6 separate regions of the Homo sapiens genome follow, and all the other regions are linked to region 3. Evidence: chromatin loops called from intact Hi-C (ENCODE). Cell type or tissue: dorsolateral prefrontal cortex. All regions are shown on one strand. Links, peaks and the distances in the headings refer to the core of each region. The heading gives the core; the rest is flanking DNA.

What was found. Hi-C counts contacts between places; a loop is a spot of excess contacts. Peaks named below come from ENCODE experiments on the same cell type or tissue, not always from the same donor. Only the 100,000 strongest peaks of a DNase experiment are listed, where the experiment ranks them.
Region 1: it touches region 3 in a loop (4-fold over the local background); 3 of 110 quality-filtered maps call a loop at or near these places.
Region 2: it touches region 3 in a loop (8-fold over the local background); 7 of 110 quality-filtered maps call a loop at or near these places.
Region 4: a loop joins it to region 3, with 5 times the contacts of the local background. A loop is called at or near these places in 3 of 110 quality-filtered maps.
Region 5: it touches region 3 in a loop (4-fold over the local background); 5 of 110 quality-filtered maps call a loop at or near these places.
Region 6: a loop joins it to region 3, with 4 times the contacts of the local background. A loop is called at or near these places in 4 of 110 quality-filtered maps.

Annotation. Positions count from the first base shown.
Region 1 is chr22:48,965,253-48,970,282 of GRCh38, reverse strand. No RefSeq gene overlaps it. Among named protein-coding and RNA genes, the nearest start is that of NHIP, 85 kb to the left of the region's middle. In dorsolateral prefrontal cortex, for the core only: a CTCF peak has its summit at 1,879 (motif pointing right); a DNase peak (open chromatin) is centred at 1,842.
Region 2 is chr22:49,024,426-49,029,455 of GRCh38, reverse strand. No RefSeq gene overlaps it. Among named protein-coding and RNA genes, the nearest start is that of NHIP, 25 kb to the left of the region's middle. In dorsolateral prefrontal cortex, for the core only: a CTCF peak has its summit at 2,486 (motif pointing right); a DNase peak (open chromatin) is centred at 2,505; H3K27me3 peaks cover 1,136 bases.
Region 3 is chr22:48,574,325-48,579,354 of GRCh38, reverse strand. All of the region lies in intron 1 of TAFA5 (TAFA chemokine like family member 5), which reads right to left. It overlaps LOC124900480 (a long non-coding RNA gene), which reads right to left and starts at 2,315. Exons shown (of 2, transcript XR_007068144.1): 1 at 1,686-2,315. RefSeq lists an enhancer at 1,703-2,209. In dorsolateral prefrontal cortex, for the core only: CTCF peaks have their summits at 2,195, 2,419 (motif pointing left) and 4,130; DNase peaks (open chromatin) are centred at 1,841, 2,424 and 4,077; H3K4me3 peaks cover 2,072 bases; H3K27ac peaks cover 2,784 bases; H3K27me3 peaks cover 489 bases.
Region 4 is chr22:48,919,359-48,924,388 of GRCh38, reverse strand. No RefSeq gene overlaps it. Among named protein-coding and RNA genes, the nearest start is that of LINC01310, 55 kb to the right of the region's middle. RefSeq lists an enhancer at 4,534-5,030. In dorsolateral prefrontal cortex, for the core only: no CTCF peak of the experiment used is centred there; DNase peaks (open chromatin) are centred at 2,808, 3,268 and 4,398; H3K4me3 peaks cover 1,291 bases; H3K27ac peaks cover 3,797 bases; H3K27me3 peaks cover 424 bases.
Region 5 is chr22:48,628,367-48,633,396 of GRCh38, reverse strand. All of the region lies in intron 1 of TAFA5 (TAFA chemokine like family member 5), which reads right to left. Among named protein-coding and RNA genes, the nearest start is that of TAFA5, 140 kb to the right of the region's middle. RefSeq lists enhancers at 2,331-3,160, 3,161-3,989, 3,990-4,819. In dorsolateral prefrontal cortex, for the core only: no CTCF peak of the experiment used is centred there; DNase peaks (open chromatin) are centred at 1,940, 2,412 and 3,056; H3K4me3 peaks cover 882 bases; H3K27ac peaks cover 4,000 bases.
Region 6 is chr22:49,044,772-49,049,801 of GRCh38, reverse strand. It overlaps NHIP (neuronal hypoxia inducible, placenta associated), which reads left to right. Exons shown (of 4, transcript NR_183584.1): 2 at 1-46; 3 at 339-407; 4 at 4,208-5,030. Among named protein-coding and RNA genes, the nearest start is that of NHIP, 5.1 kb to the left of the region's middle. RefSeq lists a silencer at 1,039-1,195. In dorsolateral prefrontal cortex, for the core only: a CTCF peak has its summit at 3,096 (motif pointing left); a DNase peak (open chromatin) is centred at 3,081; H3K27ac peaks cover 874 bases; H3K27me3 peaks cover 1,104 bases.

The DNA of each region.
Region 1 (5,030 bases), core at 345-4,344, 390 kb before region 3:
AGGATGGGCCACATGGGTGGCTGTACACTTGCCCCAGCCCAGGCAGACAGTGAATGTGAGACAATACTCCTGCTGGGGGACACTCTGAAACTACCCAAACAATTCAGGAATTACATGAAGTACAAATAGGCCTCCCACAGCCCCCACAACAGCCCTGTGTGGCCTGCAAAGAAGCCAGATGGCTCCTGGAGAATGAATGTGGACTACCATGTGCTGAACAAGGTGACACCACCTTACATGCAGCTGTGCCCAATATCCTCAACTGCTGGGACAAGAGCTCTTTAATCTGGGAGGTGTCCCTGCTGTGATTGACTTGGCTATTGCATCCTCCAGTATCCTTTAGCAGAAGATGCAAAGGACCAGTTTGCCTTCACTCAGGAGGACCTTCCAGGTGCTACCACAAGGAACCTGCACAGCCCCATCAGTCACCGTCTGGTTGCACAGGACCTGTCTAAACTCTTGGCCTGCCTAAGTCTCCTGGTTTCACCAGATAAATGATAACATGCTAACCTCAGAGTATCTTACCAATTTGGAGACTACCCTAGAAACCGTCTTGGATGGCCTAAAGGACAGGAGACGGAAAATCAATCCCAAAAAGATACAGGGGCCTGGCATAGCCGTCAAACTTCTGAGAGTTACCTGGTCGGGTAAGGTGCAAAACAGACCCAGAGCTCTTATCAGTAAGCTAGCACAGTGGCCTATTCCCCAGACAACAAAGCAACTCCAGGTTTCCCTAGGCTTACTGGGCTGCTGGAGAATACTGATTCTTCACATGGCCCAAACCCTCTACCCATTATACACCCTAATAAGGAAAAAAAAAATGGGCATGAGCACACATGGTCTGAGAGGCGCCTGACAAATCAAGAATGTTTGTGAGATGAGCCCAGGCACTCAGGGCCCCACGGCCATAGCACCCTTTTGTATTAGAAGCCACTAGAGATGTTATGGGGATGAGCTGGGGTTTATGATCAAAGCCACCAACCCGAATGGTACCTGCAGGGTTTCAGTCTCAATTATGGATAGGGGCAGAATCCCATGACCACATCCTGGAGAAACAGGTACTGGCCATGTATCAGGTACTGCAGCAAATTGGAGGCTGTCTCCAGAAAGCTACCATCACTGTGAAGACTGCCTACCCATAAAAGAGTGGGCAGGAGGCCTCCTGGCCAAGCTTACCTTCATGGTGGCACAATCACACACCCTAGAGTGATGGCACACATTTGTCAACAACAGAGGGGTGTCTTGTCCACTAGTGCTTTGTCTGCCACTACGAGAGGTGCTCAGACCCATCCACTTTGAACAAGAGGAGGGGGCCGACATGGCAGTGGAACCACTTACTAAGCCAGCCACCATATATGAGGGGACCCTGCTGATACTGCTAGGACCTTACACTGGTGGGTCTAGCAAAAGCACCCAACCCTAATACTCAGCAACTGCGGTGCAACTAGACACCAACACCATACGGATAGGATGGGGATCAGGACAGTGCAGTCTATGGCTGAGCTTCGGGCAGTTTGGATGTGTGTCACCCACGAGCCCTGGCCACCAGCCTCTTCTACAGGTAGTTGAGCCTTTTCCATGTGGATCAACCAAGGGACCATAGACAGTGGGCACGTTTGGAGCAGGCCCCTTTGGGAATGTCCAGGTGGCAGGAAGTCCACATCAGGTTACAAGAGAAGGATGCCTGCCTTACAGGGCATCTCTGGGATGCACACAGCTCCAAGTTGCCTCTGGGAAGTCAGGAGGCAGACGACTTTAGTCAGGTTCCAGCAGTTTACCCACGCCCTTTGGAGGAGGCTGTCATATGGGTACACATCCTAAGAGTGGCCACTGGGGGCCAGTCGTGAGGTGGGCCATTGTCAAGGCACGGGTATACCTGTCTCTGCAGGTGTTCTGGCAGCATTCAGAACTGAGACCTGTTCATGACTGTGACCTAGAAAGGTTCCCTCCACACCAGGTCCCATACCACCTGTGTTGGACTGGCAAGTCGGTTATATGGGCCCCCCGCCCCAGAGTGCAGGGAAAAGGTATTCCTCAACCCATGTGGACACAATTTCTTTTTATTGCTGAGTGTTTTTTCATGACATGGATGTACTGCAGTTGGTTTAATCATTACCCCCACTGAAGGGCGCCTGGGTTGTGCCCACTGTTTGGTTGTTATAAATAAAGCGGCCATGCCTATTGAGTGTACATTTCTACATGCCACATGCTTATAGGTCTAATTGCTGGAGTGTTTGGTCATTGCATATTTAGTGTTTAAGAAATCACCACGCCAGCCATACACGAGCGATCGCCCGCCTGTGGTGTCAGGACTTTGTTAATTGAGCTATTCTGGTAGGCGTCAAGTGATATCTCACTGTGGTTGTAATTTGTATTTCCTTCATGGCTAATGATATTGAACATCTTTTCATCAATGCTTATTTGCCATTTGTAAGTGCTTTTCAGTGAAACTTTTGTTCATGTCTTGTGCCCATTTTCTAATGGAATCATCTGTTGCTTATGTTAGATTTTGAGAGTTCCTTATATATTGTAGATACTAGGGTTTTTTCACATAGGTAGCTCGCAAATATTTTCTGCATGTAGCTTGTAGTTCATAGCTCATCTTTTCATCTCCTTCACATAGATTCTCAAGGAGGAAAAACTTTAATTCTCATGAGGTCCAATTTACCAATTGTTTCTTTGTAGATAGTGCGTTTTAATGTCGAGTCTGAGGAATTGCCTAGATATAGATCCTGAAGATTTTCTACCTTTTTTTTTTTTTCAAATTTTCTAGAAGAGTTATACTTTGATCATTTACACTTAAACCTCTAATCCATTTTGAGTTAATTTTGGAAGGTTTGAGTTTTAAGTGGAGATTTGTTATTTTTGCATATGATGTGCATTTGCTCAAGAACCGTTGGTGGAAACGCTGTCCTACCTCAACTGAATTTCTCTTGCGCCTTGGTCAAAAATCATCCCAGCATACTCGTATGGGTCTCTTTCTTCGCTCCTTTTTTATTCTGTTGATCTGTATGTTGCTAATATGATATAGTTTTATTTACTGAAGCTATATAGTAAGCCACAATATTGCTTCTATTAGTCTTTGTCAATATTGTCTTAGCTATTCTAGGGCCTGAGCCTTTCCATATAAATTGAAGAATTTCAATTTATATGAAAATGTCTATGTACAAAAGACACTTTATGGAATTTTGATAGAAATTGAATTAAACCTAAAGATCAATTGGGGGCTCATGGGAATTAACATATTTACTAGAGGAAGTATTCCAATTCATGCATATAGTATATCTCTTCATTTATTTAGGCCTTCTTTGAATACTTTCATCAGCACTTTATAGAATTTTCAGCATATAGATCCTGTTTGGTGTATATCAAAGTGTAATATTTCATTTTCTTTTGAGTGATTACAAATGGCATTGTGGTTTTTAGATTTCAGTTTGCTCATGCTCTTTGTTAGTATATAGATTTGCAGATACTTTTTGTGTTGATCTTGTATCCTACCACTTTGACAAACTCATTAGTTCTAGGAATTTATGTGAGAATTTCTTGGGATTTTCTATTTAGAGGCAATCGTGTCATCTGTAAGTAGATATACTTTTATTTCCAATCTGTATTTGTTTTCTTTCTTTTTTCTTGCCTTATTTCAGTGGTTAGAACTTTCAATACTATGTTGAATAGAAGTGGTGAGAGTGCCAGATACTTGGGAGGCTGAGGCAGAAGAGTTGCTTAAACCTGGGAGGCAGAGGTTGCAGTGAGCCAAGATTGGGCCACTGCACTCCAGCCTGGGCAATAGAGCAAGACTCCACCTCAAAAAGAAAAAGTAGTGAGAGTGGGCATCTTTGCTTTGTTCTCCATCTTAGAGAAAACAGATCCCATCTTTCGTCATTGAATACAATACTAGCTATCAGCTTTTTGTACATGCTCTTTATCAAGAAGTAATCTCTCTCACTATTCCTAACTTGCTGAGTTTTTCTTATAAATGGGTATTGTATTTTGCCAAATGCTTTAACTGCATCAATTGATTTAATCATGTGATCTTTTTCAATAGCTTGTTAATATGTTGGATTATATCAATTGATTTTCAGATGTCTCATACCCGGAATAAATTATACTTGGTCATAATGTAAAACTATATTTATATGTTTTTAAATTCAATTTGCTGTTTTGTTGAGTATTTTACATCTATGTTTATAAGATATGTTGCCCCATGGTTTTCTTTTTCTTTTTTTCTTTTTTGGAGGGGGAAGGTAAGAAGGTAATCCTGACCTCATGTTGTTTTGGGAAGTATACCCTTTTTGGCTATTTTCTGGAAGATATTGTGTAAAATTAGCATTAATTTTTCAAGTCCTTGGTAAAATTCTCCTGTGAAACTGTTTAAGCCTGAATATTTTGTTTTTGAAGATTTTCTATTACAAATTCAATTTATTTAATTATTATAGGACTAGTTTGACTATTTCATCTGATTGAATTCTGGTAGTTTAAAGTTTTTAAAACTTAGTCTTCTACATTGTCCATTGTATGAGAATTAAATTGTTTGTAGTATTTCTGAATTACATTTTTAAAAGCTACAGGATCTGTGGTGATATGCTCATTGCACTTATGATATTAGTAATATTTTCTTCACTCCTTTTTTGTCAATTCTAGTAGAACATTATCAATTGATTGACTTTTTAAAAGAAACAACTTTTTGTTTTATAGATTTTGTCTGATGTTTTTCCATTTTCAATTTAATGGATGTTTGCTCTTTACTTGATTATTTCTTTCCTTCTGCTTGTTTTGGGTTTATTTTGCTCTTTATTTTCCCTAGGTCCTTGAGGTGAAAACTTAGATTACTGATTTGAGAGCTTTTATCATTTCTTATGTAAGCATTTAGTATTATAAATATCATTCTCAGCACTAATTCAATAGCATCCCACAAATTTTGGTATTGTATTTTGTTTTGAAATGATACAAAACAAACTCTCTCTCTCTCTCTCTCTCTCTATATATATATATACACGTATACACATAGATATTTATATATGTGTATATAT
Region 2 (5,030 bases), core at 623-4,622, 450 kb before region 3:
GAAAAGTTAGTCTTCATAATGGACAAGGCATTTCTACCATTGAACACGAAACATCCTAACACCAAAATATACAATTAACAAAGGGTTTGAATAGGTAATTTAAAGAAGAGGAAATGTTAATATATATTCAAACTCATGTTTCTTTTATTAACAATTATATTACAGATGGCCTTACTATCTTTCATCTGTTTGGCTGGTAACACAAAGAACTGTCGGAAGGCAACTGCAGGGTGACAGGCGCTCCTGACTTGGTGAAATTTAGAATTGCAACAGCTTTCTTTGGAAGTCATCTGGCAATCCCTATTTAAAATACACTTTAGTCATAATTCTTGCATTTCAAAGTTGCTCCTTCCTCCACAAGAGCCCGCGGTGAGGATGTCTGCAGGCGTCTCTGGACAGTCTCTGCCTCGTCCAGCTCAGGAGCCATGAGCCACGTGTGGTTACTGAACACCTGATGTGTAGCTGGTGCAGAGTTTTTATTTCACTTCATTTCAATGATTTTAAACAGCCACATGTCATGTGTGGCCACTGCATAGGATAGTGCAGCTCTGAGCAGTCGTGAAACCGATGACCTGGATCTCAGCTAATGCTGCAGGAGGAGAAGAAGAAAGAGAAAGAAAAAGAAAAGAAAGAAAACAAGTTCCTCCACAGCTGCCAGCTGGCTGAGCTTCAATCTTTATGGACCAAGTGTGTACTGAGTAACATGTCTGAAAACATAAAGCCTGTGCCCTCAGGGAGCTTACATTCTAGCAGGGGGGACTCAGGCATGAAAATGGAAGGTCTTATAAAGAGGAAGCAGTGAGCCAGGTGCCTGCCCCCCAGACAGCCCGGGTCACACAGGGTTTTGCGAGGAGACCCCACACCGCACAGGCTTGAGGCTTCCCTTCTCACCCCTGCTCTGTCCTCTGTGAAGTTCCAGATCTGCACCTTCCAGGGCAGAGGATGGTGCCTCCCACTGAGCACATAAAAAGTGTTTTGACCACCACAAGCCCTGCCTCGATGGGTCCCAACCCAGACAGTGCTGGGACACAGAGTCCATCCAGCCAGGAGCAGACCCAGCACTGACCGGGGGAGCTGCTGCCGCTTTCCAGAAATTTGCTTCCCTGACAGCACGGCCTTGTCCACTCTGGCTCTGCCAACTCTGCCCCTCTGGACTCCTCCAGGCAGGGTGAGGACATGAGAGGTGGGCGGCAGGGTGGGGATATGTGAGGTAGGGTGAGGGTGGGCAGCAGGGTGAGGACACGTGAGGTAGGGCGAGTGTAGACACACCCCTCCTGCTCCTTCTCCTGCTCAGCTGGTGTGCAGAGCACAAAGGCCTCCATCCCTTCCCTCCCCTTCCTCCCTCCTTCCTTCTGTACCTCCATGAATTGAGGGGAAGGAGACCGTGGCACAGCACTGGGTTTGACTCTGGGCTCCATGACCCATCAAGGGTTCTAGCAGCTGGGGCAATAGGAAAGTTATTGATTCATTTCTGCTTCTGTAAAACAGTAGAGGACCTGTCTTATAGGGTGACCAGGAGGTTTAAATAGTAGAAGTGGAAACCACGTGAACAGGGCCAGCGGCAGCAGGTGCTCAGTCACTATCAGTGGCTGTCAGGATGACATCTCTGCGTCTCTGGTTCTTCATCTAGAACACGGGATCGGTGATAACCCTCTTACGTGGGATTGCTCTGCATGTTAGAGGAGGGTGTGCACTGGTGGCTGCAGCAGGACCGTGGTCAATACGCATGCTCTCGTCACCCTCGGAGCCATCTTGCCTTTGTGGTCTGTGTCTTCCACCAAACACACAGTGCAGAGGAGGCGAGGGGAGCCCTGGATGGATGGGGGAGGCGCAGATGTGCGGCCACTGTTCCAGGACATTGGCCACTGGAGTGCCAGGGCAGAGGAAGAGGAGACACCCGGCAGGACAGTGAAGGGGCAGTGAGGAGGGAGGAGCAGTCCTGAGGAAGCAAGGGGGCAAGAGTGCAGTGAGACGACGAGATGGTGTCCAGCAGCCAGTGAGGTCAGGGGATGCAGGGGATGGGAGACGGGGCCCGGAGCTTGGCTCTCTGTCGCCCAGGATGGCCAGTGGCTGGAGAGTTTTACTGGCAAGGTGGATGCAGAGACCAGGCTGTGAGGGCTGCCGAGGAGTGGAAGCAAGCAGCACAGGGTGGCTTTCCAGGCCCTGGGGAAGTGGGGAAGGGAGGAGGAGAGAGGGAGGCAGATGGCAGAGTGTCTGTCGCCTAAAGAGCAGTGCAGAGAATGAGAGCAGTGCTGTCTTACTCTGATTTGGTTTTGAAGTGTTTGCGTGTTACATTTCACATTGTTTGATGTCTCTCAAAATGGGGAGAGCTTTGAGGCAGGACATTTGATTGACATTCACAGGCAGGGCCCATAGAGCCTGGGGGCTCAGACCCAAATGTCTGCAACTCATGTCTGTGTGCAGGAGACGTCTGGGCTGGTGCCCAGAACCATCTGCCCTTGTCTCCAGCCCCGCAAGCCACTGGCAAGCCAGGTCGACCTCTAGGGGGTGGAAGCACGCCACTGCTGGGGCACTCAGCAGACATTTGCCCTGGAGATGAGGTGGGTGCATGAGGTGCCCTGTGGACCTCACAGAGTCCTCCCCTTCAGGCAGGCTGAGCTGCTCCTGCAAGAGGCAAACCTGCAGTCAGGAGGATGTGCCCCATGGGGTGGCTTCCCAGGAAACTTCAGTGACATGAGAGTCTTCTTAGCTGTGAAAACAGATACAGGGCATCCAGTGTGCTTCCCAAGAACCACCACCAGAAATCACCACCCAGGAGAAGAGCTGCCCCAGTCCTTGCTGCCCTCAGAGAACCCCCAACCGAGCTGCAGTTGGCTCCTCAGTCAGATGGGAGCGGGCAGCAGCTGCCTGGCTGGTCTTCAGTTCGCAGCTCAAGCAGGGGCAGCGGGGAAGCTGCAGTCTCGCTATCTGGGGTTGCTTCTCCCCTGGACTTGCCTGAGCCTTCTACTGCTGAGCACTTTGCAGCCTGTAAACCAGCAGCCAATGGGTGCTGGGAATTTAAAAGGTAAATAAAATGTGTATTTCTTACACTTGCTGGGGAAAAAAAATCAATATCACACATGTACTGATGCTAGACAGGCAGCGAGATGCTGAGGAGTGCCGCGGGCCTGCGTGCCAGGCGCAGGCATTCCGAATACATTAGAGAAAGAACCTTCGCTTCCTTTATGGTCACACTTTTATTGAAGACTTCCTTCTGTGCCAGAGCAACACCATCCTCGCTTAGCAACACAGATCAAGTCCTCATCCTTCACAACATATGTAAATAACAGTGAAAGTAGCATTAAGGGAACCCTTTCCAGTCAGGAGGAAGAGGGCGGGCACCTGCCGCTAATGCCAGGGTGGGGGAACATAGCCCCTGCCAGAGACTTCCCTGTCGCGGGCCCCGCCCAGGTGACCCCCCAGGGACCCCACCCAGCTGACCCCATCCAGGGGCTCCACTCAGGTGTCCCTGCATGTGTCCCGTCCCAGGCACCCCCCTCAGGTGTCCTCCCCAGGTATTCCCACCTGCCCCAGGTACCCCCCCGAAGGTGTTCCGCCCCAGGTATCCCCACTCAGGTGTCCCTGCCCAGGTGTCCCACCCACCCCAGGCAGGTATCCCCTAGAGGTGTCCCCACCCAAGTATCCCCTCCCAGCTCCCCCGCACCATGGCCCTGCCTCCAGTGGCCCCACTCAGGTAGGTGTCCTTATCCCATGGGTCCCCCCCCCCAAGATGAGCTCCACTGTTTTCCAGGGTGGAGCTTTATCCCAGAAGGATGGGAGCCGGGGGCGTTCCCGCCTCAGCCCCACCAGGCTCCCCACACATCCATCCCCCAGGGGAAGGGCTGGCCTGTGTCTTTGTGACGATGTTGCTTATCTTTGCCAAGAGGTCTGTCCTGCTCTGCAGTTCCGGCCTCAGAAAGGCAGGCCCCCTTTTCCTGTGTGGCTCCAACCCCTCACCTGTGCCAAACGTGGGACCCTTGTTTCGTGTGACTCCAGAGTGTCTCCATCAGACGGTGAGGGGACTGCAACCGTGTGTCTGACCATCATTTTCCTCTTGCCCTGTCCTGGGCCTGGGCTCTTGGAGGATGAGAGACACTCAGCACTGAGGTGAAACCAGCTGGCCTCAGGGTTTGGGGGAGACGGGCCCAGACAGGATGCGAAGAGCAGCCTTGCTTACCCCACTGCCCCCATTGGCTGCCCAACCCTCCCCACTCCCGGGCTGCCCCCCAGTTGCCCAGCGGTGCACGTGTTCTGCTGTGGGCTGCTGAGCTCCCAGCTTGTCTGTCACCCACATCACAGCAACAGCAGGGAGGCACCCCACCGGCACTACCTCTGGGGAACCCCTGAGCTCCTCCTTCCTGCTGAGTAGGGCTGAATTCCAGCGAGGTGCAACCCAATGCCTTCCCCTGTGGAAGAGCCAGGGCTCAGCCAGGGAGGGAGCGGTCTCTTGGGGATTGGGGCCTCCCTGAACCCTGCACAGGGTGACTCACCGCCCCGCTTGCCAGGACTAAAGCGTCCCCAGGATGTTGGGAAGGCCGCAGGCACACCTGGATGTGGTGGTCACCTGAGCCCAGGACGCAGGAGCTTCAGCTCCTCTGCTCCATGTGGGTCCCCTTGGGGTCTGGGCTCGTGCTCTGGCGCCGTGGAAAGTTTCCTAAAGTGCCTGGGCCTCAGCCACAGAGTAGGCTCCACACATCCCTGCTCTGCCCCAACCTGGGGCCCCGCCCATAACAGCAGGTTTCTCTCATCCACCAGCTCCGACGCTGCACCACGGGCATGCACCCTGGTGCTCTCCCTGGAAAAGCACCTTGGCCACCGGAAGGAGCCTGCACTGCAGGCAAGAGCCATGGGACCTCAGGGGCTGATCCAACTGGTCGCAAGGGTCTGGCCAGGAGATGCTGGCATGGAGCCCACCCCAGGGCACCCGAGGGCACCGCTTCTGCCCGGGCTCCCCTTTGCTCTTGCCTTGCGGGGAAGGAGAAGTGGAAAGTCCCCTGCCCTGACCACAGAGCAACTGCACACCACGGTGG
Region 3 (5,030 bases), core at 544-4,543:
CAAGAAGAGCAGCTGCCCAGGCCCCAGTGCCGGACCCCACGCTGCGGCCCTGCTTTCTTCCTGGGCCTGTGGCTGCCCAGCCAGGCCTGGTGCGGTGGGCAGGACCTGTTCTCACAAAGCTGGGACATACCGAGGCTGCAATTATGGACCGCAATTTGCCTCTCTCTCGGTTCACAGCCCTATTCATCTCCACAAACACTGGAAGACCAGAGTGGCCAGGGGGGGACGGATTAGCCACGGGGTGGCCTCTATCTCCACACAAAAGGAGAAGTGTGGAAAAACGGCTCCCTGGGTCCCCCATTCTTCACCCCTGAAGAAAACAGATTCATGAAAATGGCTATTTAAACAGCTCTTTCCCACTCAGGCCCAGACAACAAGTCACAATTGTCCACCCGCCTGCCTTGTTCCCTCCCTCCTGCTGGACAGCGGCTGCTGGGAGGAGAGTGGCCCCAGGCCGAGCCCATCAGCCAGGAACCAGAGTCGGCCACCCCCCTCCCTGCACCTCTCACTGCTGGTCCCCCAGGCCTCCCCTGGGGCTCCTGATGCCAAGGGGCCAAAAGGCCGTCTCAGCAAGGACAGGGAGGCTGCCCAAGTCCTGACCTTCCAGACAGACAGGCAGCAGGGCTCAACCCAGGGTGGTGAAGGCCACCGCTTCCGGACAGGGAGACAGGACTTCAGGAGTCCTGGAGGGCTGCGCAAACACTGGGACCCGCAATCGCTCCTCCAAAGGTACCTGTGCCCTCAGCGTACAGCTGACCCCATCCTCATCCCACCTTCCTATGACTGCGCCGTCTTCCACAACACCGACACACGTGTGTCTGCTTCAAGGTAAACATGGAGATCTCTGTGAAGGGCTAAATCCACAAAAAGTACTCCACTAAGCGAGGCCTGCTCCACACCTAGACCCTCCCATCTGGGAGACAGAAACTCTTTCTTCTTGGCCAAAAAACAGAGTCCTTTAGACCTGGAGCCTCAGGGGGACAGCAGAGCCCCCGGAGGCACCTGCACTGGGGCAGCGCCGCAGGGCGAGGCAGAAAGGAAGCCCTTGTCACAGGCCGGCCACATGGCCAGGAGCTTCTCCCGTTACTAACTCACAGCTTCAAAGTCAGTGGAACTTCACTTCATCACAGAGTGTCAGGATGCAGCTGGGCACCTGGACCTCAGAGAAACACTGAAATTTTCACATACACGCCCTTTCCGCAAGCCAATCCCCCAGAGACTTCGAGATCAGCCAGAGAGGCAGAGAACTTGCAGCGCGAACACAAACAGGCCCAGCAGAGCAGGGACCCCTTTGCCAGGTACCTGGAATGCACCAGGGGTGGCTCCCACAGTCCTGACACGCGACACCAGCAGAGGACAGCCCTCGCGGGCTTGCCTGGACCCAATGACTCCTCAGCAGGAAGGATGGCCTCCCCAGCCCCAAGTGCTACTGCCCTATGGCAGAACCACCCACTCCTGAAGTGGGTCAGCAAGGCAGCAGGAAGAAGTTGGGCCTCCCACCTGGGGAAGGGTCCCCGCAAGCCCGGGCTGGCAGGCCAAGCCCGCAGCAGAGTCCTGGGGTAGCCTACTCTCCCTTCAGACCTGGCCCTCCTCTGTACTAGGTGCCCACATCCAAAAGCAAGGGAGGGAAGTGGACACCAGGCCCGTGGAGGTCACAGGGTCTCGGGCCGGGCTCCTGCACCTACCTGCTTCCCCAGGCCTCCGGCGGCTCATTAATTAGTCAGGAAAGCAGCTGAATGTTGCAAGCCCTTCCTCTGCAGGAACCCAGAACTAATGAGAACCCAGCGCCTTACCAGCCACACAGGCGCCCTCCGGTGCTCAGCCTTCCCAGCGGACCAAGGGGAGCACCAGGCGGAGCTGGCCCAGCCTGTGTGCCAGAGCACTAGTAACCATGAGCAGGGGTGCCCGGGGGGAGGCCAACGCCTCAGTTGCCCCCAGTCTGATATGACAGGCCAGGCTGATCCCGGGGTGCACCGGGAGCCCTGCAAAGGGAGCCTGGCCCTGAAACCAGGAAGTTTCCAGGAGTGTGTCTGGGGTGCCTGGAGCCGACCGACCGCCCATCAGGGGAGGTGTGGCCCTGCCCCCAACCCCCAGTAAGATGCTTCCCAGTACAAAGGGCCTCTCCAGCCACGAGGGTCCAACCGTTATCCTGGGCGCCTCAATAGTCCCAGACTGCCCTGCAGTCCAGCAAAGACCAAGAGAGCAGGGGCAGAACTTGGCGCGGGGACCTGCGCACCCCGGTGACCAAGCCCCTGCTTCCCAAACCTATGGGTCTCTGGAAGGCGGCTTGGGCCCTGGGGAACAGGTGCGCAGGCCGGTTTCCCGACGTCCGCGGGTCCCAGCCCGGCGCCCACCCTGGCGGGTCCCAGCTCCGCTCCCGCCCCAGCCCGGCCGGCCACCGTGGAGCGCTGGTGCCATCTACCGAGGGCCCGGCGGCGTGCGGGCGGGCGCCGCTGCCACCGAGCCCAGTGGGGCAGGGGATGGGAACGGCAGCCTCGGCTTGGGCTGGGGATCCGGGGCGGCGCCAGAGGCACCGAGAACGCAGCGCGCCCCGACCCCGCGCCCTGCCGGTGAGCCCCGATGGGCGCGGGGCAGCGAGATCCGCGGGGGGTCGGGCTCCTGGTAGGGTCGCGCCGCCGGCCGCTCCGGGCCCGCAGTGGCGCTCCACGAGCCTCAGCCGAGCGCGGCGGCAGCGGAACGTGCTGGAAGCCGGGTCGGGCGCCGGAGCCGCCGCGAGCCGGGCAGAGCGCGGAGGACCGGTCCGCGCGCCCGGGGACAATTACCTTCTTTGAGGAACTGCGCGTGGATCACTAGGACGAGGAAGCAGCAGAGCGCGGCCCCTGCCAGTGCCCAGAGCGCCTTCAGGAGCTGCATCGCGGAGTCCCAACTCGGCCGACGCCCCCGAAGTCGCGCAGCGAAGGTCCAGGCGCCGCATCAGCGCCCCGCCGGGTGCAGCCTCCGCGGCCGCCCGCTCGCGCCCTCCATCCGCCGCCAACGCCGCGCTCCGCCGCGACTGGAGGCGCCACTCCGGGAGGCGATTTGTGTCTTTCTGGGCAGGGGGGAGGGGAGCGGGCGGGGGGAGGGGGGCGCCGCGGAGGGGGCGGGCGGGGGCGGGGAGGTTAGCAGAAAGTCTCGGGCCGCGGCGGCCGCCGCTCCGACCACTCGGCCACCATCGCTGGCTGCGGGGCGCCGGGGGGCGGCCGCCGCGGCCCCATGAATCAGCCCCGCCGCCGCCCCCGGAGCCGCACCGCCAGCAGGGCCCGGACGGCGGGCCGCGGATTGCGCAACGGCCGGGCGGCGCGGGGGGGGGGGGGGTCCGGCGCGGCCCCGGCCCCCTCCTCCGCCTGTCGGCCCCCACCGCCCGCTGCTCGGCGTCGCCTTCCTCCTCCTCCTCTTCCTCCGCCGCCGCCGCCTCCTCCGCCGCCCGCGCTCGCTCCGGCCCGGGGCTCAGGGGGCCGCCGCGCCGCCGCCGCCACCGCCGCCGCGGCGGGCCAGGCTCGGGGCCGGGGCTGCGCGCCGGGCGCGGGGCTGCCGCACCATCGCCGCCGCCGGGGTCCGCGCGGCCCGGCCGAGCCCGCGGCGATCGAACTTGCGCGGCCCGGGGCTGGCGGGCCGGTCCCCACCGGACGGTGCCGGCCTCTGCGCTCCCAGCAGCCCGCGCCTCCGCCGCCGCGGCCGGGACTAGGTCCGGGCCCACCGCGCCCCTGGGCTGCCCACGCTGGGCCGCCGCTGCCGGTGTCGGTGCCGGTGCCGGTGGCTGCCGCGCCTACAGGTGGGGCCGGCGACGCTGCGCGCCTCGCCGCCCGCGGGACGCCGCTGCTCCGGCCTGGAGGCGCGCGCCCGCCCGCTCGGCTCGGCGCCGGCTCCTCGGGGGAGGCGGCGGGAGGGGGAGCGCGGCGCAGTCGCTGCCGGCCCAGGTGGCCGGGCCCGCGCAGCCTCGGACTCCGGCCCGCGCCCGCCGCCGTCTGCGCTCCTCCCGGCCGCGGAGCCGCGGATGCGCACTGGGCCGCGAGGGACCCCGGGGACCCCGCCCTGCAGCGCCCCCGCCTGGCGCGCCGGCGGGTCAGGTGGGGCCGGCCCAGCCGAAAACTGCGGGTCGGGCTCCACCTAGGTGCGCAGGGGCCTCACTGCAGAGCCGGCCCTGCTGGCGCGGGAGACCGGACGCGGGGCCTCGAGTGGCGCCCAGCCTCCCTCGCACCCAAGGCCCCAGGAGAGACAGGGAAACCCCAGGCCCAGGTACCGCCCCAGCCGGGCCCGACCAGCGGCTGGGAGGGCTCGGAGGAGGCTGGTCCCGCGGCTTCTGAAAACGGCACATCTGCCTGGAAACACACACAAACACACTCACACCTGCCCCTACTGTGTACCACCCTCCAGCCAGCTGCCCTGCACCCAAGAGCGTGGGCGCACTGTTAATGCCCACGTTCCGTTCCAGAGGAAACAAACGGATGCCTCCCTGCACTGCCTCCCTTCCCGCCTCTAGGAAGAAAGGGTCTTTGTTTTAGGCCACTTTTGCTCCCCAACCCCGCTCCCCAGAGCAGGGGGCACAGGTGTCCTCGTCAGGGGTTCGCCCCAGAGCCCAGTACCAAGACCAGTGTGGTGGGCCTCAAGGTATTTTTGCCTGAATTGAATTTGAAATTCAATTTCAAATGACCAGAAAAGAGCAGTGGGCAGGAATCGGGGCCTAAGCTTCCTGGGACCCTGAACCTCTCTCCTGACCTGTGCAGGGTGGGGGCAGTGCTGGTGCCCGCGGTGCATGTGGTTCACATGAAGGCTGTCTCCTCCTTGCACCAGTATTGACGTGCCAGGAAGGGAAAGAGGCCTGGCCCTGAAGGGCTCTTGGAGGTCAGATAGATCAAGGCAATCAGTATGCATCTGGGGAAACTGAGGCTTATAGAGGCATGGTGACTGGTCTAACATCAACTAAAAAGTCAAGGGCAGAGTCAGGACCAGCCACTAAGCTTGATGCTGTCTGCCTGACCTGGCTCGCGGTGCCCAGCAGCCGGCCAGGGGAGAGGCCATCCACGAAGCAG
Region 4 (5,030 bases), core at 478-4,477, 350 kb before region 3:
CTGTTTCCCAATTGAGGTTAGGCTTTAGTCCACTTTGCCCGGCCCCCAGTTGCTTACACAGACCGAGCAAGGACTGAGCGGGCTTCCCAGCTTCACACTCCGGGGACGTTGGCCAGCAATAGTAGGGGCTACCAGCCAGTGTGACTATATATCTTAATTTTCCACAAGTGTTTGAAAGTATCATGCACAGAGTCCCTTGGCTTCTTACTTCTGTAAGCATCTGCTGCAGATGCTTTGCATGTCTCTGTAAATTGTTCATGCCACGCTCTGCCAGTGTTCTCTTTGTTACTGCATCAGGAGTCAGCGGTGTCTTGACATCTGATCAGATTAGACAGCCCATTCCAGAAACCCCAGCCCAAATCAGAAAATCCGTCCTCAGCGTTCTGACCCTCTAAAACCACTCTTGGTACCCAAATCCGTATTAGTTATGTTTCTCCAGAGAAACAGAATAAACAGGGTCTATTTATAGATACATAGAAAGAGATTTATTATGAGAGATTTGCTCACACCATTATGAGGGCTGACATATCCCACAATCTGCTGTGTGCAAGCTGGAGGCCCAGGAAAACTGGAGGTGTCATTTCACTCCAAGCCCAGAGGCCTGAGACCCAGCGACACTGAAGTCCCAGGGCAGGAGATGAAAGGCCCAGCTTACGCAGAGAAAGGGCAAACTCCCTCCCTCCACCTTTCCATTCTACTCAAGCCCTCAATGGATTGGATGAGGTCCAACCAGACTGGGGAGGCCATCTGCTTGACTCCGTTCACTGATTCAAGTGCCAATGTCTTCCAGAAACACCGTCCCAGACACACCCAGAAATCACATTTTACCAGCTGCCTGGGCATCTCTTAGCCCAGTCAAGTTGATATAAAATTAACCATCACAGTGGGCATCAACTAAGCCACTGTCAGCCTGATGAGAACGCAGCAGTGGGGGAAGGTTGTGTTTGCTCTGTCTGCCTGTGTGAGCCGGGGCGTCCACCTTCTCCTCCCCTTGGACATTGGGGCTCCTGGTTCCCAGGTCTTGGAGCCACAGCACCAGCTTTGCTGGGCGTCTAGCCTCAGACGGCCGATGCCAGGACTTCCCAGGCTTTGGAGTTGTGTGAGCCAACTCCTTTCTGCGGATAAAGGAATATATGTATATATAATTGTTTCCGCTGGAGAACCCTAGCTAATAAAACTGGTACTTTTAAAAAAGCCAGATGTGGCCAGGCGCGGTGGCTCACACCTGTAATCCCAGCACTTTGGGAGGCCAAGGCGGGCGGATCACGAGGTCAGGAGATCGAGACCATCCTGGCTAACACGGTGAAACCCCATCTCTACTAAAAATACAAAAAATTAGCCAGGCGTGGTGGCGGGCACCTGTAATCCCAGCTACTCGGGAGGCTGAGGCAGGAGAATGGCGTGAACCCGGGAGGCGGAGCTTGCAGTGAGCCGAGATTGCGCCACTGCACTCCAGCCTGGGTGACAGAGCGAGACTCCATCTCAAAAAAACAAGCAACAACAACAAAAAAGCCATATGTGATGTACCTGTTAATAGGGACTGGAGTAAGTCGGTCTTTAGCATGAGGTTTTGTGCTAATCTGGCTAGTAGATATGTTCAGTGAGTGCTGGGGCTGCAGGCTCCGGGAACATTCTTTGCTTTGGTCTGTCCTCTCACTACCAGTTGCCTGGGCTTCACCTCCAGAGTGAGAGGGTGTAGCTTGCATCTTTTCTGCTGTAATCCTCTACCAATGTCTGGAAGCCCCATCAGCGGAGCAGTGAATTGCGGGGAGGTGAAGCTTTTGATAATCCTATGATTAAGTTTCACTTCCTTAGTGGGTCTGTGTCTTTGGCTTGTCCTCTACAAGCGTTTCCTACCTTTCTTCCCCTCTTCAGTGAGACAAGAACCCAGGGGGAGCTGGAGTGAGCCCGCACCCTGCCCCCAAGTGCACAGGCTTCGGTGCTTTCCTTCCTGACTGCTAAGTAGGCATCTGTTATGGAGAACACTGGGCAGGTTTCAGAAAGGCTCTGTGGCCCTCCTCCTGCCCAGACATTAGAAAGGCTTCCTGTGCTCTTCACTACAGGAACCTGGTGGGGTTCCTGGAGGTAGATCCCACACAAGTGTGGAGTCCCCCTTAACCTGTAGTCCCCAGGAGTTTCTCTCTCTCCAGCCAATCCACGCTTGGCCTTCACAAGTCATCAAAACGAGCGTGTGTGCGTTCCCGCTCGTGTGAGGCTGCAGTGGCTTCCGCCCAGGTGATCGGGCCTCAGCTGTGATTCTGCACATCCATCTGTCTTTCCAGATTGCAGGGAGGCAGTTTGTCCTGCCTCCTTAATTCTCAGACGGTGCAAGGAAAGTCATTGATTTTCAGTTTGTTCAGCCTTTTTCGTGTTGGCAGGATGGAAGTGATGACTTCTGAACTATTTACATGGCAAAGCTAAACCTGGAACTCCTCCTTCGGGGCTCCCGTGAGGAGGGGACTGTAGTCGACTCTGGTGCATCTGACATTCTTCAAGTTTGGGGCTTCTGCAATGAGCCCAGCATCCTGTAGACCAGCGTCCCTTCTCCACAACCCAGCGACTGCCACATAGCAACCGAGAGGTCTTTTCTTCTCCCAGCTTCTCAAAGCTCACCTGTAGCCTCCAATAAGGCCCACGGCTGCGGGCAGTCAGGTCTGAGTATTGCCTGCAAGGTGCCTGATGCACAGCCCTCGTCACTGAGTCCAGGGGAGGCGGTGGCTCTCACATGTCTTATGACACACGGGGCATTTCTGCAGAATCCAGCGTGTTCAGGGCTGCATACAAGCGTGCCCTGGATTTGAACCTCAATGTCTTTGTCTCTGGTCTCCACATGAATATTTATCATGGGGAAAGCAAAGCCGGCACACCAGCCCCCCATTCACAGAATTCATCAACAACGCCTTTGTGAAATTTGACTTAGGAGCTGCGGATTGAGCAGGAATGAATGCCTGTCATTTTCCTAATCACAAAGGCTGTTATGAACAATGTTAAATGGGCTTTTATTCTTTTATTTCTGTGTGACCCAGAACCTTGGGAGAGCAAAGTGATGGTGAATTTGTTACAAAATAAAATGCGAGCCAATCCACAAAGAGAGTCATAGGAGGTGGCTTCCACACTGCGTTCAGGAGACTGGTCCTCATCCTGAATTTGTTCTGGCACTGATTGTAGGAGGGCTCGCAGGCCCACTGGAAGAGCCTACCTGTCCCGAGCTGGGGCTCCGTGGTCCCCCTTCATTCCCACGGGTGGGTGACCAGCAGGCCCCGGCCAGCAGCATGGCTTGGAGAAGAAACTGAGTGCAGAGCCCTCCAGGATCTGGCAGGCCTCGTCTACACGCCCCCATCTGCTCTGTGTCAGAACGGCCGTAAAGCCAGCCAATCTGGGATGAGACACATTTCAGCCGCTTGTTTAATGTCCAGTAAGCAGCAGGTGGGTCAATAAATGTCTCCTTCCTGCCGGCCCCATGTCATCACCCACGTGCACCCCAGGGCTCTGGGCCAGCTGCAGCGCCATGACTGTAGCCACCAGGAGTACTCAGAAGGCCCCCAGCCCATGCCCCCTCCTGGCACTGGCTTCAGATTTGCTGCCTCTTCTACCCACAGTGAAGGGACCCTCCCCACTTCCCACTCCCGGAGAACTGTTGTATGTGCAGGCAGAGCTGAGAGCAAAGTCTTTCTTTCCGGGACATCTTTTTCCTTGAAAAGTCCACTCTCAAGTTTTCCTCTGGACTCCCCCTTCCCCTGCACTCTTCCTTCCACAGGGCAGCCCTTCAGAGCAGAGAGTTTTAGTGGAACCCTCTCTGTCTCTCTCTCTTTCTCCTGGACACACACACAAATACACAACCCAGTTCTCTCTTAGGAAACTCCTCAACCTCAGTGCCTCTCCACTGAGATGGGTCCCAAGTGCCCCTGGGCCCAGGCACCCAGCCTGCCCTTGCCCCTCCTTGGATGAGGAGCTCCGGAGCTGAGCGCAGACCCTGCCCCAGAACCTCAGGCTGTGCGTGTCCCTGTGACCCCCTGACCACCTGTTCACAGAGTGAGTGCCTGCTGTGTGCCTGGCTGTCACTGTGCCAGCACAGCACCAGAGACCCTGGGTCCCTGCCCCTCCGAGGGGACCAGAAGCAAGCAGGAGTGTAACCAAGCCAGGAGGTGGCTTGCCCCGGGGGGGTGGAGAGCTACCAGAGCCGTTCCTAACCAGGAGGAGCACATTTCCTAGGGGTGAGAGAGGGCAGGCCCTATGAACGGCAATAGAGGGCAATCGTGTGGCCCCAGTGCCCCGTGGCCAGAGAGGTGCTTCCTCTGTGGGAAGGTGCCCGAGCCTGGAGGGCCTCGATGTCCAGCCTGCCCTGCATCCAAAGGGGCTTCATTACAGAAACTCACCGACCTCAAGTGTGAGGACCCATATCGCTGCCTGGAGTGAAACCACTTGTGTGTCCCCCGAATCTGTGAGCCAGGGGCACTCGATGTCCAGGGTCTGTCAGGACCTCGCATGAGCAGGGTCAGGGGGCAGGACCTGGCTCCAGGACGCAGGACACTTCTGAAACCTGATCCATCTTGAAAAGGAGGTTTATGGTGACTTAAATTCCACTGTGTTAAGATAACGTATTTCTCAAAAATTAGCTGGCCGGGGTGGTGCGTGCCTGTAATCGCAGCCACCTGGGAGGCTGAGGCAGGAGAATCACTTGAACCAGGGAGTCGGAGGTTGCAGTGAGCCGAGATCATGCCACTGCACTCCAGCCTGGCAACAGAGTGAGACTCCATCTCAAAAAAAAAAAAAAAGCAGCTGCCAGGCTCATGAAGGGATGAACAGGCCTCTACATGCCCCAGCCACTCTGCAGCTCGCGTGAACCGCCGCTTTAGAGATGAGTCTTTGGACCAGGGAAGCCGCTGACCTGCAGCTGGGAGATTCCTGCCGCCTTGGTCGGACGAGGGCAGCTGGTCCTGAAGCCATGGAAACCCAGGCCATTGTCCTTGCATCTGTGGTGGAGGCTCCTGTCGCGGGCCCCACCGTGCTCTGAATGGCAGCCCGCCCAA
Region 5 (5,030 bases), core at 617-4,616, 54 kb before region 3:
TCAAGAACATTCCACAAACACACCCATGCTCCTGCCCGCTGGCCCCCTCTCTCCAACATTCAGGAATATCTGTGCAACGACCACCTGCCCAGTCTCCCAGGCCACAGCCATGCTGGAACACTCTCCCTGCCGTGGTGGGCAGATGACATTCGTGCCCTCCTCATCCCTTCACTGGTTCATTCCCCGCAAAGGTCGTGGGGTTCAGGTCGGCTCTGGAGTCCTCCAGGAGGCCCAGCCTCCTCCTTGCTGCCCAGTGGGGGCGGCCTGGCTCTTCGGGCTGCTGGGAGACCCTGTGGTCCAGCCCCTGGGAGCCCCTGGGAATTGCCTCCATGGGGCCTGGCCCCACCCTCACTCATCCTCGCCAAACTCCTGTCCCACAGGGCGCCAGGGGCCAGGACTGAGGACGGCTGTGAGCACCATTCTCAGCCCCAGGAAGTGCACGCCTGCAGCCGTCTAGTGGAACTGAGGATGCTGCAGGCCCATGGGGTCTCTAGTGTTGTAGTCTATGCCTGCCACCAACTCTGCAGGCCAAGCAGTGACCTCACTCCAGCCCAGCCTCCGCCTGGGGCTGCAGAGACTCCGCCCTGGAGCCTTCAATTCTCTCTGCAGGGATGACGAGGAGGCCTCCAGCCTCTGCTGCTCCCCGTCAGGAGGGGTCAGGGCCTCCGCAGCCAGGTCCCAAGGCATCCATGACTGAAAAACCTCCCAGGGCCAGGGCCCTTCAATGCCCAACACAGAGAACGGCCTCCAGAGGGGGCTTCCCCAGCCAAGGGGACCCTTCAACACCCAGGGTGCTCACAGCCTCTCCAGGGCCCGGCACGTTCTGTGCGTCTTGTTTCACCCTAGTATCCCCGCAAGGGTGGCAGGCACCGAGCTCAGAGATCCAGGTCCCAGCCTGGCCAGGCAGCAGCGCAGTGGGCTTCAGGGTGGACCTCAGGGTGTAACTCTGGACCCCACCCCAAAACTTGGCACCAAAGGGGTCGGGGCAAAGCAAGGACAGTGGCCTTGGTTTCTTACTCTATAAGACTGCCCTGTGGGATTAACACCCATCTGCCTCTGGACTGGGTTTCTCACTGTGTAAAATCACCCCGCGGGATTAACACCCGTCCATCTCTGGACTGGATCAGAAAAGCCTCAACCCACACCAGGCAGGCCCATGGTAGGTGGGAGGCAGGCAGGGCCCGTGGCGGTAAGGGTTGAGGACGGTGGCCGGGAAGCTGCATGTGTGGGGTCTCCCTGGGCCCACAGGAAACACCTGCACCCCAGCCGCTCCCAACTCCCAGGTAGGAGATGACCTTTAGGAAGACCACGTCCGGCCTAGGCCCTGGAGAATGTGGATTCCTGGTTTTCACATGACACTCAGTGACAACGTGATGAAGGAACACAGGATTGCAGGCCCTGTACCGAGCCGTGTGTCTGGCTGGACCCCTGCCACCCGTACTGCCTGGGAGGTGGGCACGCATGTCTGCATTTTACAGGGGCTGGGGCTCAGGGGTCCCATCGCCCGTTCACAGCCAGGAGCTGAGAAGTTGCCTTTAGACCAGGCCGCATCCCAGCTGCCCCCTAGGCCCCCTGCTGTCCTTCCCACACGGCCACGCAGACCCTTTACATTCCGCGATGTCTAGCAAATGTCAGGAAACCTGGAGGGCGTCAGATTTCCCCCTAAGTCCTCTCAACGTGAGATCCAGCCACGAAGCTGTGGTCGGGCAAGAGCAACTAATTACCTGCTCCCAGCGCCTGAGTCTGGCTAATTTCTTCTGCAGTTAACACGGGGCTCGGGAGGCCGGTGTGACGCCGGGGCTGTGCATCTGGGTAATGAGGCAGCAGGGGCTCTGGTCCAAGAGCTCCCTCACACTGCACAGCTGGAGACCTGGGGACACTCACAGCAGTCGTGAGGATGCTGCCGCCTGGCAGGGAATATCCACGCGAGCCACTCAGCGCCTGCACGGGCCGCACCGGTGCCGGGGCACCAGGACACCAAGGGAACCCTTCCAGGCAGAGGCCTGTCTACGTCAGTCCCTGCTGGAAAGGCCGGGCAGGCGTGTGTCCAGCGTGGCCCTCATGGAAGGCATGTGGCTGGGTGGGGCTGCCCACCAGGGACCGCTCACCTGGGTGGGCTGCAGCTCCTGCCAGGGGAGCCTGAGGTTGCCCACTTCACCCTGGCCTGGCCTGGCAGAGGGGCCAAGACCCCGGAGCACACCAAGGGCCCCCTGCCTCTCCCAGCAGATGGCAGGTCATCCCAGCCCCGGTCCCCTGACCGTCCCGAGTGGGTGAGCCGAAGGAGCTCTGCCTCTGCCTGGCCCAGGAGGTCCGTCCTTAGAAAGGACAGGGCGGGGAGCCACACCCCCTCCAGAACGTTCCTGCAGGGACTCCACGCTGCATTCCAGAGCGCCGGCCCCTGGCTGCAGGACACGCCGAGTTCCCCTGTCCTCGGTGACCCTGGGCCTTGCATCCCAGAGCCAGCACGCACGCCGGGCTCCCCCCATGCAGGTGCCCCTGGGACACTGGGTATCTGGGTATAGGGGGCAGATTTGGGCTCACTTTGCTTTTCCTCGGGGGGCCTGGCTGGCTGGTTTCAGGTAGAAACAAAAGCCCCACAGCCGAGTGCCCAGCTTCCTTCCCCAGCGCCTGGAGCCTGGGGCTCATCGCCCCCGTGATTCAGGGCCCCGGTAGCCAGCCCTGCAGCCTGTGTGGCTTCTAGGCGGCCCCTGATGGAGGGCGGTGAAGACGTGGACGCTGTCATTGTTCTGGAAGCGGCACTCACTGCACAGACTTCCATCATTAGCGCCTCACTGGGTCCACCTGGCCCCACCAATTATCCCGTGAACCTGTGTAGTAAGAAGGCGTGGCCACCTGCCCTGGGCCCGAGCGAGGCTGGAAAGTTGTGGACACAACAGCGCACACCTGGTCATCACACGCCGCTGACGACTCAACAAAGGCAATGAATAAAGGCCACGCACGCCCCAAAGCCAGGGCCGAGGCAGCAGTGGAGCAAGCCTCCTTTTCTCTGTGCCTGTCACCAGCTCTGGGCGCCTGCCCCTCTCAGAATTTCCCCACCCCACCCACAAGGCATCATGTGCTGGTCAGTGCCAGGGTCAGGGAGTAACTTGGGGCAAACAGGGGACACGTCATTCAGCGAGCTCGCCTCCAACCAGAGATGCCCAGCAGCGTTCTGCAAGCAGAGCCCCCTATTTAGAGAATCTGGAATTTGCAGCCTCCCACTCCACCTGCTCATCCCCCGCCCCCGTTCTGCAAGCAGAGCACCCTATTTAGAGAATCTAGAATTCGCAGCCTCCCACTCCACCTGCTCGTCCCCCGCCCCGACCCCAGTCAGGTCAGTTCCTCCCAGGCTGGGATTGGCTTCTCTGGGCTGGCTCTCTATGCAGCTTACAGGGTGACCCAGGGATCCCTGGACATCTGGGGCTCCCCAGCCAACACTGGAGCCCAAGAGGTTTTAAAGCACGTGACCCCAGCTCAGCTCCAATTTCCCAGGTGCCCGCACTCCTCTGCCGGGAGGACACTCGGCGTTGCCGGGTGGCATCTGCCCTCTCCCATCCAGGGGGCTGTGATCCAGGGTTTCCTGCAGAGGCGATGTGGACACAGAGCTGGGACTCTGTGCTAGGGACCGTCCCAAGCATCCCAGGGTTTCCTGCAGTGGTGATGTGGACATAGAGTTGGGTCTCTGTGCTGGGGACTGTCCCATGCATCCCACGTTGGAACAACCACAGCTGTCCCCAGACATCATCAAATGTCCCCTGAGGGGCAAAACCATCTCTAGTGGAGACCATGCAGTGTGACCCAACCTGTGACTCCCCAGTATTTAAAACATGTGCCCACCCCAATCTTAAGAGGATGCATGTGCCTTTCAGACCGTTTCTAGGCACAGGGGACACAGGAAGGAGGTGGACTTAGCAAAGCCAGCAGCAGCGAGGGTTGGGGCCCAGGGAGCTGTGGACTGTGGGGCATCCGGAGGGGGGCCTGGAGGCAGAGCTACGGGCTCAGCTGTGCTCCACAGTGCCTCATTCCCAAAGCCCCGGGGTGCCGAGGCCAGGACGAGGAGGGGCCGCTGGGTTGTTCCGCCTCTGTCCTTCCTGAGCCGGAGGATGGGAGGCCTGGGAGAGGGCGTGTGAGCTGAGCAAGCAGGGGAGAGTCAGCCCAGGGCCAGGCCCTGAGGGTGGGAGGGCCTAGATGGGGCTGAAGCAGAGAACCCCAGCAGGCCCAGCCCTCAAGCAAGCATTGCTGAAGTGGAGTCCACCTCGAGGGGAGCCGCTGGGGCCCCAGAGCACCCGTCTGGTGGGTCCCTTCCTTCAGGAGGCCGCCGGCAGGGCCTGCGGAGGGGCCAGGGCTTCCCCTCTGCCCGGCAGCTGCGAGTGTGCTGTGGCCCTCACACTCCTCTTTACTCCTCTCCTCTTTACTCAGGTCTAAGGGAAACGGCGCCCGGCTCTGCACTTCTTGGTCACACTGCACGCCTGAGCTCCCAGCCCCCACCCACAGCCCCAGGTGCCATCTCCTAATTAACTTGACACCTTCCACCTTGCAGGAGGCTGGCACACGTAAGGATTGGCAAACACGCCGATGTGTCTGATACTTCCCATAACTGTTGGTGGCCGCGGAGCTGTTTGCAGCAGTGGCTATTTGTCTTAAGGAGAAACACCCTACGAAGGGGCCTAAAATCCTCCCGGGGGCAGCCATGCCCTGTCTCTGGCTCCAGAGGGACACAGAGCATGGCAGCTCTGCTTCTCCAAGCTCGTCCAGCTCAACAGCACATCTGGGAGCTCACCAGGTCCAAGCATCGCCTCTCCTGGAGGGGGTGGCGAAGGCCCCTGGGGCTGCACAGGGAGCAAACCCGTCTATGCCCTCCTTAGCAGACCTGGCATCCCACCTGGGAGAAAAGCCAGGCACAGGGCACCTGGGTACCTGCAGAGGAAGCTGTGATCGGCGACATGATCTGAACAGGAGAGATCTTCTGGGCCTGGAACCTGCAGGACCCCAGCAGGGGAGGGCAGAAGGCCACACTCCAGAGGCAAAGG
Region 6 (5,030 bases), core at 633-4,632, 470 kb before region 3:
ACTGAAAGCTCTGATGCGGCAGGCCTTCTCTTGACACTTGGTTAAGGTATGCCTCTCACATCTGTATGCCCACATCTGCTCTCCTCCCTCCCTCCTTCTCAGCACTTAGCCCTCTGATATGGTTTGCTGGCGTCCCCACCCAAATCTCATCTTGAATTGTAGTTCCCATAAATCCCCACGTATTGTTCGAGGTACCCCGTGGGAGATAATTGAATCATGGGGGTGGTTACCCAGATGCTGCGGTTCTCGTGTTAGTGAGTTCTCGTGAGATCTGATGGTTTTATAAGGGGCTTTTCCCCCTTTTTCTCGGCACTTCTCCTCGCTGCCGCCACATGAAGAAGGATGTGTTTGCTTCCCCTTCTGCCATGATTGGAAGTTTCCTGAGACCCCTCCAGCCATGCTGAACTGTGAGTCAATCAAACGTCTTTCCTCCATAAATTACCCAGTCTCGGGTATGTCTTTATTAGCAGTGTGAGAATGGACTCACACATTCTCCTAATGTAGTATACATGTGTTTGCTCATTTGTCACCATCTCTCCATCTCTAGTCTCTAGAATATGAGATCTGTAAGAACAGGGACACCTAGAATACGAGATCTGTAAGAATAGGGACATTGTCTGTATCAGGTGTTCATGGCTCAATCCCAGCACCTGGAACAGCATGAGGCACCTGGCAGGTGCCTGACAAACATTTGCAGGGAATATGTGTGCATGAACCTGCATGGGCAGGAACAGGTGCATAGGAACATGGATTGTGGACGTGCATGTATGTGCGTGCATATGTATACCACTATGTATACGTAGCTTATTGTGTCTTTGCAGTGAGGTTTTCAAACCTCTGTCTTGTTTCCAGGATTTCCTGAAGACACCATCCCAGTCAAGTGGTCTGCCTCATACTGAGCCACCAGACCACCCAGCATGTCCTCACCCGCGTGGACAGATGACAGGGGGCTCTGAGCATGCCCCAGTGCACCTTACGCACCTGTGAAGGTTGGGAGCCTGAGTGCAGCTCCTGTGGCACTGCCCGTGGCCAGGGAGATGCCTCCTCAGTGCTCCTGACCCTCGGTGGAGGACCGGCCAGCGTGTGTGCCGACAGTGTGTCCACACAGGTGTGCTGCGCCCAATGGGCAAGTCGGAAACAAAGGAAAATGCTCTCTGAAGGAAAAGGCAAAGCAATTTGGATTTCTGCGAGAAAATGAGACTGCATGTGGCACTGTAAATACCCTTGCTGCTGAACTTCTCGCTCCCCCCAGATACACCCTTCATATTGACATGTCTAGAACCTTAAACTGAACCAAGTTGAAAAGTGAGATTAATTAGGGCTGAGTTAACAGTTAACACATACAATGAAATATTGAATAAGGCTTACTGAGCAAACAAGAATATACAGAAGTGGAGGAGACAAAGAGGATATTAAAAATGCAGACAGTGATGAGGCAGATAGCTGGGACAAATAATGAAAAATAGTAAAGGAGATAAGGCAGATATTGGAGGAGCAAAGAGTCTCTGAAATAGATATCGGTATTGAAAGATGCTAAACACGCTTCTAAAGAGACTTTCTAGCCGACACAGGGAGCTCACTGATGGATGAAGTAGAAACATTTTTAAATGGAATCAAACAGGGCAAAGCGGGAGAAGAAAAAGAAGTAGGTAAACCAGTAAATTAACTTTTCTCGTGTGTGCTGTGTACTATTTGTGAGTGAGCAATGAACGCTGTGGCTCCCTGGAGGGGCTGTGGTGGGAAGTTTCACTGCGATCAAGTAGAGGTGGTGCCTTTGGACCTCTTCTCCTGAACCTGCAGGGAGAGGCGCAGAATATTCACAAGGTGAAGATGCAACAATTCAAATGAGTGTCCAGGTTTTCAGGGTGGTTGCTAAACCCCAAAAGACCGATAGCTTCGGGCAAAAGACTGCAGAAAGAACAGCTTTACATTTTTACGGAAGCAATGGGAAATATACCCTGTAAGCCTTGAAAAATTCCCGAAGGGATTCCTGTTCATTCCTGTGGATCCTAATGGGCCAGCATAGACCTGTTAGTCAAAAGAGGATTTATCTACATTGCACACTCATTCAGGCAGGCAGGGAAGTCAACGCCACTTTCAGATGTTTGTAGAGCATGAACTCTGTCCGTTCCCACGCCCTCCAAAGGCTGTTACACAGGGATGCCCGCTTCTGGACAGAAGTGATTCATGCAGGATGAGAACCATGACCACAGAAGATTTTGTGCATGTGGTTATTTCAATATTTAATTTAAGTGTATGCATGAGTGTTCAGGATAAAAATGCTTGGAGTGTACTTTAATTCCATTAAAAATGTATACATTATTCATGTCCTATGGACTGTCCACTGTGTGACTCAGAGAGCTGAGGGGGTAGAAATATATTCATTCATTCACTGTCTCCTTAAATATTTACTGAGCACTTGTTGCCCGTTGAATAAGTTGTTGTTTTAGGTTCCTCATGGTAGCTGTGCAGGAAGGGTGCAGAGTGGCCTGAGGGGCTATTGGGAAAGTCCACCTTGGGTTGAGGGATCTGGGAGGGCTCCCTGGAGGAGGTGGTGTTGGACTACAGCGATGGGAACATAAAGGAGCTGGAGAGAGATTTGGGTGCCAGTCAGCACAAGAAAGGCCCACACAGAGAAAGTCAGGCTGGGGCGAGAGTGAGCCCCCCAAGCTGAGAGCTCAGCCTGAGAGCATGGGAAGCCATCCAGGAGCTGAGAAGCCAGGCTGGGTCTGACCCCACTGATTCAGATCCCTCTGTGGCCTTGGGAAAGGCCAGAGACAGGGCCGCAGGTGGGGGCTTTGGTGAAGGGAGCGAGAGTGTGAGCCAGTGCCACGTAGAGAGGACAGACGCAGGGATGCCAGCCAGGGTGCCGTCGGCCAAGAAAGGAAGGTCCAGCAGGCACAGTGTCAGAGGAGGGTCCCAGAGGAAGGCACTGGGAACAGTCCTGGCTTCTTACCTCGGCCACTAGGCAGATGGTGATGCTCTGAGGGTGCTGAGGCCACAGGGTGGGAGGGAGGAGGAGGAGCCTCCCTCTGCAAGCTCTGTTACAGGGGGTATGCATCAGTGGCTCCCCACCGCCCTCTGGAGGAAGCCCGGAGCACAGAGCACTTGAGGCTCCTGGGTGTCCCTGGTCCGTGCTCCACTAAGTAGCTCCCCTGTTCCCCACCTAATCTCCATGGCTGGGCGTTCTGAATCCACGCTTCCAGCTCCCAGACGGTTCACAGGCTCCCGGCCCAGGCCATGTGTGCGTGCTGTCTCCCTGTGGGAGCAGGCTCCTGTCCTAGCCCCACACACCTGCTCATAGCTCTGCCCTCAGGTCAAAGGCCCCTTCCAGGGTCAGGGTCCCAACGGGGAACCCCAATTCTGGGCTCTGCAAATGCCTCCCAGCGTTACCCCTCAAAATGTCACTGTCTGAGGGTCTTGACCTCTGGCTTGTGAGCTCACAGAGGGCAGCGCCCTTGCACTCACCTTCCTGTTGACCTGCAGGGCCAAGCATTGTGCCGGACATAGGGGTGAACAGGCACATGCTTCCCACCTGTCAGGGAGATTCTTGCTCTCCTGGCTCTGCCCCACCCCTGGGGGCTCTGCCAGCTCCTCGGAACCCTGAGTCCAGGGCAGGGCACGGTCTCAGGTCTTAGCCTGATGACGTAGTACAGGCTCTAGGCCCCAGGAGGGACATGGCACTTCCTGCATCGACTCTGTCACTGGTCTCCCCAGGGCTTCCCTCCCCAAGCCTCAGGGGCTGTGGGGTACCCCATCCTCTCCACAGAACACGTGCACAGGCCTCCAGGAGATGGTTAATAGAACGGAGAGGTTTTAGGGAAGTTTATTTCTATAGCTCTTACATTTATTTATATTTGTCAAATATGTTCCCATCACTAAAATCTCTTTGGAGCATTTTCAAAAATTAAAGAATTGCGTCTAAAAATACTGACCTTGATGTTCAGTGTGCATGGGTAACTCTCCAGGCCCAGCAACATCAAGAGGCAGATGTGACAGCAGCCGTGGCTGCTCAGGGGGCCGGGAATGCGGGAAAGGGGTGGCTGTCAAACAGTCTTGACAAGCGGCTGAATGTGACTGTGTCGGATTTGGAAAGTGCAGCCTGAGAATTTGAAATCCATTCACTCCCCACCCCCAAGCGTTTTTTCATGTATTCGTTCATTCAGCACACCTTGAATGAACACTCTTTTATTTGCTACCTATTCAGGGACACTACACAGGCCCGTGACCATCACACGCCCAGCCTGGCCCCGTGCTGTGCCTGAGCAGAGGACTGTTGGCAGATGGTTCACTTCCACCCTCCATGATAAATGCTGAGAAAAGAAAGATCAAGGGCTTCAGAGCCCACTGGAGGGAATTCATACAGCCGGGGGCCCAGGAAGCTGCTAAGGAAACTGCCTGGACGGCAGGGTGGCCGTGACCACGGGGACGGGGAGAAGGACCCAGAGGAGCTGAGGAATCCTTGCTGTGGAAGGCACCATATGAGCTGCGTGAAGTCAGAGTCAAAAGCAAACCCGTCTCTTCTTGACAGTGGGACCCAGGAGGCAGGACAACCTGCCAGAGAGGCTGAAGGAGGTTCCCTCAGGCTGGATCCTCGACAAGAAAAAGGAAGAGGGTCTGCCTGATTCCCTCGCCAACAACAGCTGGTCTTCCAGAAGTCAGCAATCTCTTGTCCCTTGTCTTCAAAAGCCCATGGAGCTGGAGGCAGGCAGCTGAGGTCAGGAAGAGAAGGTGCGACCCAGTCCAGGAAGGCTGAGTCCTCGTGAACCCTCAGGGCTGGGGTGAGGGGCCAGTGCCCGGCCCAGACACCAGCACAGCCCTGCAGTGGGAGTTGATCTCAGCAGATGGACGGGCACCGCCCAGAGGATGGACTGGTCAGCACCGCCCGGAGGATGGACCGCTCAGCACCGCAGTGGCCGCTTGGCCTAATTTGCCACCTGAAGAGCCGCCAGGTCTCCAGTGACTCTAGCACCATGGACAGGAGAGGAGCAGGGTGACCTGAGGGTACAGAGAAGGTTCTGCTGTAATCA